Regions from separate parts of the Homo sapiens genome. Here region 1 is linked to region 2. The links are chromatin contacts, found by Hi-C or POLR2A ChIA-PET in ENCODE. All regions are on one chromosome and are shown on one strand. Each heading gives the region's core, a stretch centred on a gene start or an enhancer-like site at or near the end of the contact. The rest is flanking DNA. Distances are from core to core; before and after follow the strand shown. Region 1 overlaps PHLDA3 (pleckstrin homology like domain family A member 3). Region 2 holds the start of TNNT2 (troponin T2, cardiac type).

Region 1 (3,956 bases), core at 143-2,642, 84 kb after region 2:
CTATTTGGTGTTGGGTTAAGAGCACTTACCTAGAGTCCCACTGTGACCACATTGACTCCTGGCTCCACCACTTAGCTGCTATGTGACTCTGAACCAGCCACTTAACTTCTCTGGGCCTCAGTTTCTTAATGTAAAATATGGGAGTCGTGATAATCGCACCTACCTCACAGGGTTGTTGAAACGTTACATGATTTAAGAATTGTATAGGCTGGGCATGGTGGCTCATGTCTGTAATCCCAATACTTTGGAAGGCTGAGGCAGGTGAATCGCTTGAGCTCAGGAGTTCAAAATGATGAAACTCCATCTCTACAGAAAATACAAAACCAGCTAAGCATGGTGGTGCACGTCTGTGGTCTCAGCTATTCAGGAGGCTGAGGTGGGAGGATCACTTGAGCCCAGCAGCAGGTCAAGGTTGCAGTGAGCTGAGATCATGCCACTGCAGTCCAGCCTGGGTGACAGAATGAGACCCTGTCTTAAAAAAAGAAAATTTTTTTTTACAGTTCTTGGGTCAATATCTTGCACGGAGTAAACACTATATACCACTTGTCATTTTTATTATTAGAATCTACTATTTGCCAGGTACTCTGAGGCACCAGGAATATACAAATAACAAGTGCAGAAACTGACCAGTCTAGTTGGACAGGCAGACGCATAAATCAGCAATCACAAGGCAGTGTGACTAATAGAGGAGGTATGGCAGCACAGAGAGAAGTGAGCAGTTACTCAGCCTGCCTTGTAGGCAGGGCACTCAGAGAAGCTTCTCAGAGGTGGTGACATGAGAGAGAGCTGAGCCAGTGATACAGAAGCATGTAGCAAGAGTGGGGGTACACTGGCCTGGCAGTGTGAGGCAGCTTTCCCAGGTCCTGGAATGGGGGTGGATTGCATGCTGGGGCCGGGCGTGGAGCACGTAGAGACAAACACTGGAGAGATAGCCCTGATAGTGGAGAGAAGACCCTTTTGACAAGTGGGCATCCTCCCAATGCAGTGGGGAAAGCGCTGGCAGTTTTAGCAGAAGAATGAATTGAATTCTGGACAGATCACTTCGGTGAACCATGGTGGACCCACTGAGGCAGGAGACTGAGGGAGGTGAAACCAGGGCTCTCTGTGCAGCCTTACAGTATGTTCCTGTATAGCCAGTCTTGCCAGGGTCCTTGGGTCCTGGCCCTGGTGTGACAGCTGCCCACAGTACCTATACATCCCCAACAGACTTCAGGATTGCACACGGTAACGCCCTGTCTATCTGCCCCTACTCCTTCCTGCTGCGATTCCAGCTCATGGACTCTCACTCTGGCTCTCCTCACTGGTCTCCATTCTCACCCTTGCAACAGGCTCACTCTTGCTAAAGCCTTAGCTCCCAACCCCAGCTCACCCTGACCACAGCAAGCCCATCCCTTCTCCCTCGGTCTCCCCACCCCACCTCATCGGACTCCCAGCTGCCTGGCTGAGACTTGCCCTGTCTCATGTTCCCATGGATGACTCACGTATCGGGTGGGGGTGAGGCCACGCTGGGGCTGCCGAAGCATGGGGAGAGTTGGTGGCAACAGCCCTTCCCTGGCCTCACAGGCCCAACTGAGCAAAGGTTTTCCATCTCATGCATGTCTGCTGGCACTATCAGAGCCTGTTTGTGCCCCCAAAGAGGTCTTGACCCTACTCTGAGGTCTAGCCAAGCCTTCCCGGGGTAAGGGCCTTTGCTCCTTCTTGGAAATTCAAAGTCATGAAAACCAGAGCAGTGAGAACACCCGTGAACCCAGGAAGCAGGATGGCCCCTCCTCCATCAGAGAGGCAAAGACTCCCCAAAGAGGTCACGGATCTTTTTTAAAACCTGGTCTTAGCCGGGCACGGTGGCTCACGCCTGTAATCCCAGCACTTTCGGGGGCCAAGGCGGGTGGATCACAAGGTCAGGAGTTCGAGACCAGCCTGGCCAACACACTGAAACCCCATCTCTACTAAAAATACAAAAAATTAGCCAGGCCTGGTGGCGGGCGCCTGAATCCCAGCTACTTGGGAGGCTGAGGCAGGAGAATTGCTTGAACCTGGGAGGCGGAGGTTGCAGTGAGCCGAGATCGTGCCATTGCACTCCAGCCTGGGCAACAGGGCAAGACTCTGTCTCAAAAAGCAAAACAAAACAAACAAAAAAGAAAAAACCAACAACAACAACAAAAAACCTGGTCTTGAACCCCAGACCTCTGTGCTGTGAGGGCTCTTAGGATACTCAGACAGCTCCCAGGCTCTTACAAATGATAGTAAATGATCACCCCATTGCAACCACCAGCCCCTACACTGCTGCATACCTAGAACTGCGTTCTAGGGTCTGTGTCAAGGGCTCTAACAGCAGCAGACTCTTCAAGGGGCTGGGACTCTCCTAGCAAGAGAAACGGAAGCTGGGTTTGGTCAAGAACCAACATACTTTAAACCAACAGGGCTGGTGTTCCAAAAAAGCAGAGTGCCAGAAACTAGAGCCTGCTTCCCCCTCCACCCTCCACCTGCCCTCTGCCCTTGATGTCTCTCATACTATACCCTACACTGCCCTTTGCAGCCAAGCTCTGAGAATGACCCCTAGTGCTGGACAGAGAAAGTATTGCCCAGTGCTCCCCTGGCGCCTGGTGGCCAGTTCTATGGGCACCAGTTAGCACTGACTGATGTCACCAGAACCTGGCTCCTTGAGGCAAGGACTGGATCTTGTCTTTCTCTTCTGCATCCCCAGAGTCGAGCACAGTGCCTAGCCTGTAAAGGCATTTAGTTTGCTGGATGTCTTGCCTCTCAACCCCATCTGTTCACTAACACTCCCCTATTTCGTTTTTGTTGTTGTTGTTGTTGTTGTTTTGAGATGGAGTCTCACTGCCGTCACACAGGCTGGAGTGCAGTGGTGCTATCTCCGCTCGCTGCAACCTCCACCTCCAGAGTTCAATCGATTCTCCTTCCTCAGCCTTCCGAGTAGCTGGGATTACAGTCGTGCACAACCACACCCAGTTAATTTTTGTAGTTTTAGTAGAGACGGGGTTTCGCCTTGTTGGCCAGGCTGGTCTCAAACTCCTGACCTCAGGTGATCCACCCGCCTTGCCCTCCCAAAGTGCTAGGATTACATGTGTGAGCCACCGCGCCCGGCCCACTCCCCTATTTCTGAGTGCCTGGATACGTCTTTTCCTTATGCCTGAACCCCCACCATCAGTTACCCTCCGGTTTGATTGAAGAGCAAAGATTCTATTTTTTTTTCTTTTTTTTCTGAGATGGAGTCTTGCTTTATTGCCCAGGCTGGAGTGCAGTGGCGTGATCTCGGCTCACTGCAAGCTCCGCCTCCCGGGTTCACGCCATTCTCCTGTCTCAGCCTCCCGAGTAGCTAGGACTATAGGTGCCTGCCACTACGCCCGGCTAACTTTTTTTGTATTTTTAGTAGAGATGGGGTTTCACCGTGTTAGCCAGGTTGGTCTCCTGACCTCGTGATCCGCCTGCCTCGGCCTCCCACAGTGCTGGGGTTACAGGCGTGAGCCACCGCGCCCCGCCCAAAGATTCTATTTTAGAGGCTATTTAGAAGCTGCTGTTATATAGGATGGCAACCCTCTTCTCTCCAGCCACGCCCACCCCCCCAGATAATGCCGCCATTCTCCCCACCTTTCTTCCAAAGCCCATGGCAGGCATCACCAATTGATCACAGCATTCTAGTTGAGCTCTGATCTTTCTCAGCACTGATTAGGGTTGCATAAACAGACGCTTATTTGCCATGGTGGGATTAAGCCACCCATGGACAATTGTACAATTGGATACAGTAAGTGACATATTTATAAAAGTTCTGTTGTAATTAACAAATTCTCATTCAACTGTGTGATGTAATTCACACATCAGATGAGCAAGTTGAACCTCTTGTGGACTCTGAGGGACTGGGGCACAGGACAGGGAAGTTTTTATTGGAAGGCGAGAGAAATCTGAACGGGAACAAAACAGGTTGGAAGCACAAAACA
Region 2 (4,240 bases), core at 1,296-3,795:
TCTGTGGACATCCAGCAAGAGCCAGGGCTCTGGTTGGGTGGGGTGATGTCCAGAGGCTGAGCCATTCCAAGGGAGCTGCCACTGCCCAGCTGCCCCTCCAGGTGGAGGCTTCCCCAGACTCAGCACCCACTGCAGCCCTGGATTGATTGTCTTCAGACCCTGTTCCCATTATGTCCAGTTCTGCTGGGTTAGAAACAAGCATGGCTGCAGCAGAGTGGTCCTTCCGCTGCTCCCTCTGCTGGAGCAGGGTGAGGACAGTGAGGGAGGAGCCTTGTTTACAAGGAGCTCTGAACCGCAGCTCTGAGCCACTTTTTTGCCCCAACCCCCAGGGTGGGGTGAGTGGGTGAGAAGAAGAGACATCAAATGTGCGAGGTGCTATAATGCGGGATCAAGCCTCATTCTGCTGAAAAAAAGACTCAAACCCCAGAGGTTCTCCAAATAGGTCTTAGGATGAGAGTGGCCAAAGAGAATAGCCTTCCTAACCCTAGGATGGGTGGGGCTGACAATTGTTACCCAAAGCCCCAGGGGAGCGGCCAGAACTAGTGACTTGAGAACTTGAGGAGCTCCTACCTGAGCCCCAGGAGAAGCTTGTCCCTCAGTGGGAGGGAGAAAATTCTCAGAGGAACCGTGCATGGCCAGCCTGGGCGCATAGCTTCTAGCTTTCTCTCTCCTCTCCTACTCTGCCCTTCCACCAGTTCAGAGCCACTGGGCATGGTGCTGGGGCCTCACAGGAGGACAGAGCAGCTTGGACTCCTCTCCCTGTTCCTGGGGGCACCATCCAGCTCCCAAAAATAGCATGCAGACATGCAGGATGGAGGAGGGCTTTCAGCCAGCCCAGAGGACACCACCATGCCAGTGGCTCAAAGGCAGGACCTGATGCAGGGGAAAGAGGTGGGCTGAGACTGGGGGCTGCAGAATGGGAGAGAGTCAAGAACCTGGCAGGGCAAGGAACCAGAATGTCCTGAAACACCTGTGTCCTCACACCCAAGTCCCACCCACTTCCACAGGCAGCTTTCTAGCCTAATGCATTCATAGCCAACACGTGTTGGAAGCCTAACACGTTCACAGGGTCACCTTTCTTGGGGAGTAAAGCAAAGACAATAGAAGGCATAAGGCATACTGACCTTGGGGTCAAAAAATCTGGGCTTAAAACCCAGATTTTGCTGTGTGGCCTTATTTAAGTCACCTAGCCTCTCTGACTTCAGTTAACCAACTACAAAGCAGGAGAGCCTTGAGTTCTGTCCCTGTAGAAACAGTCTCCGAGTTTCTGAGAAACACAGGCCCCACCCCTCAGTCCTTGTCCCCAGCACTCGAATGGGATTTTCCTAAGCCAACAGCTGTTAGCCCACCAGGAGAGCGGGGGTAAGGGGATGGGGAGAGGGCAGGAAGAGTGGAAGTGGGGGTCAGAAATAGGAGGCAGCCAGCAACCTGATCCTCTCAGATTCCACTTTTGCAGAGAGAAGGAAGATTCGCCCTCTAAGACATGGGTCAGAAAAGGAATTTGGGAGGGCAGGTAGCTTCCCGGCTACAGCAGGCCAGGAATGTGCTCTGAAATTCCTTACACACCAGGCAACCCCCTCCCTGAATAGTCCTCAGCCTGCCCAGGAGAAACTAGAAACCAAGGGAATCTTTCTCTACCACTCCTGGGCACAGAGCAAGGCTTGTCCCAAGATGGGGTGTTGGGGTGGGATGGGACAAGGGTTACACTTACGGGGGCCCAGGTTAAACCCTTTAATGCCAACCAGCTGGGCTCACACCCAAGGACAGGTTCTCCCAGTGGGGCCTTTCCCCATCTGCCCCCCAAGTGCAGCTCAGCTCAGGGTCTGGGAGCTCAGCTCAGCTCTGGGAGGGAATGGCACTGAGTCAGCGGCATCAAATGGAATTCCCGCGTTGGCCTGGAGAGGCGCTGCAGAGGACCCTGCACATCTGGTCGTTCTCAGTACTTCCAGGACAGTTTCTGAGTTCCTAGCCTTGAGAATATGACCAGGAGACTCACTTGACTGACAGGGCTGCAGTCTCGCTCTGCTCCCTGGGACTCAAGAAGGACCTGACTGGAAAGGTATAGGTGACCCTCGGCCTGGAACAAGCAATTTAGGGGAGTCTCTGTTGGTTAGAGCCTCATTGTATTTAGAGCAGGCAGAGGCCTAGCAAATATTTAGCCCACTCTACAGATGAGAAAACTGAGGCCTGGGGAGGGAAAGTGACTCATCCAAGAGTTTAAACTCTACATCTTTAGTGGCAGGTCCAGGACTCCAACCCTAGTCTCCAATGGCTACCATGGGATTCTCTCTTTCTCTCTGCTCTATTGTACCAATCTTGGAGCCCAGACCTGGCAACCTGTCCTCTGAAGTGTGGCCTCCACCAGGAGGGGCCATGGACTTCTGCGGACACAGGCAGACTCTGGGTAAATATGCCAGGGCCCAAGACCCTCACATCTCCCCGTCCATTCTCTGCTCTCCTCTTCCCCAGAGCCCTGCCCGAGCCTTACCTCAGAACAGCAGCTGCCGACAGATCCTGGAGGCGTCTGCTCAGTCTCAGCGGGGACTGGGTGAGGCAGAGGATGGAGAGGGCTTTAAGCAGGCATGTGGGCTGGGGCCTGGTGAGCCAGCCCTGCGGAGGGAGGAATGTGCGACAGGGGACGGGTGGGGCAGGGGGATGGCGGTGGGGGTGGGGGGTGTTGGCTGCTATTTTGGCAGGTGCCAGGGACAAGGCTACAGGAACATGTACCCCACGCCATATAAGCCCATGTGGTCCTCCAGCTGCTCAGATAAGCTATTTAAAACCAGAGCAGATATGCAGGGAACAGTCATGCAACATAAACCAGCTGTCCCTCTTGAGAATCCTGATAAAGCAGAGGCCAGCAACCCAGGCCTGGGAGGGCCAGCTGGGAGCAGGGTTGGGGGGCAGAAGGCAACCTCCAAGACACTCCATAAGTCTCAGCACCAGAATCTTGGAAGGCAGAGGGCAAGAGTTATGTGCTGCTCCACTTGAACTGATGCTGGGGGTAAAGACATCTTCCAGGCTACTGGCTCCTAATGGACTGAGCAGCCTTAGGCAGGTTGCCGGCTCTGCCAGCCCCAGTGAGGACATCTGCAAGGTGGGTCTTCTCCATGACCCCCAAAGCCATGTGGCACACCCTCCTCACAGGGAATGGACTGAAACTGCTACAGGAGGCCAGATACAAGGTAGAACTTCCAGTCAAGAACCTTGAACAGGCGCTCGTTGTGTGAGAGGGGTGATGCGGACTGTCAAAGGTCATCCCCTAACGGCTTTAAAATCAAGCAGTGCGGGGCTATGATCTGCTAAACCTACTAGATTGCAGATGCATAGGTCAGGCCTAGGGGTCTTGCTTGCTTGCCTGTGTCTGACCATGCACATGCACTTGTATGTTCAAGGCTGGCCCATTGCAGGGTTTGGTAGATTATGAAAATGAAAGAGACAGGAGGAAAGCAAGCCAGTAAGCAGCTGAGCTGACTCTCCCCTCCATCTCTTTCTCCGAATCTTCACAGCCTAGGTCCTGCTTGGCTCTGAAGCAGGAATGGTCCTCCTCTGGAGCAGGCCCTCCCCTCCTCCATGACCCCCCCTGGCACTTAAAGATCTTGCCCATTCATGATCCACACTCCTCTGTTTCTCCGTGGGCAAAGAAAGCAATCTCGCTATTCTCTGCCCCCTTCTCCCATCACCCAATCATGTGTCCCGCCTTCCCAGTCCTCAAACTCTTCTCTCAATCCCTCTGCCTTGGGAGCTACTATGCTGCCTCCACCACTAATGTCCTTGAAAGGGTCCTCTGCGCAGGGGACTGCCATTTGCTCCACACCCATGCTGCTGTCAGACTCTTGTCCCATCACTCAGCTGACTCCATCCCCTCCATAGTTCCCTGTGGCCTCTGAGTCCAGTGGCCTTGATTGCCCTGCCACGTGGGCCTCCACACTGCCAGCACATCTGTGGCAGGGCAAGCTGAAGCCAACCGCCCGCTGGCCAGCATTGTGGGACTGAGGACCACCACAGGGAAGCAGGGGCACTTTGTAGAGAGACAGGCAGATGGAGGGGACAGATTCCCGAGGGATAGTGAGGAAGGAGTCAGGCTGTCAAGAAAGTGGGGGGAGCCCCATCATCTCTCTCTCCCATTCTAGCCCACGAAGCAGGGCCCAGCCTTGCCTTGGGTCCTGGCCTGGAGTAACGTAGAATTCGGAATTACTTTTCCCAAACCCTTTTTTAACTTGAGGGTGGGTTACTGTTC

What was found. Hi-C counts contacts between places; a loop is a spot of excess contacts on that map. ChIA-PET counts read pairs that join two places held with the same protein, here RNA polymerase II (POLR2A). Pooled maps may share reads with other maps.
Region 1: a map of cardiac septum shows a loop between it and region 2 (2.1-fold over the local background). The contact joins the enhancer-like site here to the promoter of TNNT2 in region 2. A Hi-C loop is called at or near these places in 1 of 168 maps with a recorded cell type or tissue (cardiac septum) and 5 of 50 pooled maps. POLR2A ChIA-PET finds 5 or more read pairs at or near these places in 4 of 52 experiments (Caco-2, H1, MCF 10A and 1 more).

What each region holds. Positions count from the first base shown.
Region 1 is chr1:201,460,624-201,464,579 of GRCh38, forward strand. It overlaps PHLDA3 (pleckstrin homology like domain family A member 3), which reads right to left. Exons shown (of 2, transcript NM_012396.5): 2 at 3,655-3,956. Among named protein-coding and RNA genes, the nearest start is that of PHLDA3, 6.6 kb to the right of the region's middle. RefSeq lists an enhancer at 956-1,538. Within about 2 kb of position 1,393, at least 29 of the 41 ENCODE cell types and tissues checked have a DNase peak (open chromatin) inside an H3K27ac peak, as active enhancers do; they include Panc1, where a contact is called at or near this core.
Region 2 is chr1:201,375,135-201,379,374 of GRCh38, forward strand. It overlaps TNNT2 (troponin T2, cardiac type), which reads right to left and starts at 2,546. Exons shown (of 17, transcript NM_001276345.2): 1 at 2,489-2,546. RefSeq lists enhancers at 1,076-1,572, 1,977-2,514, 2,515-3,052.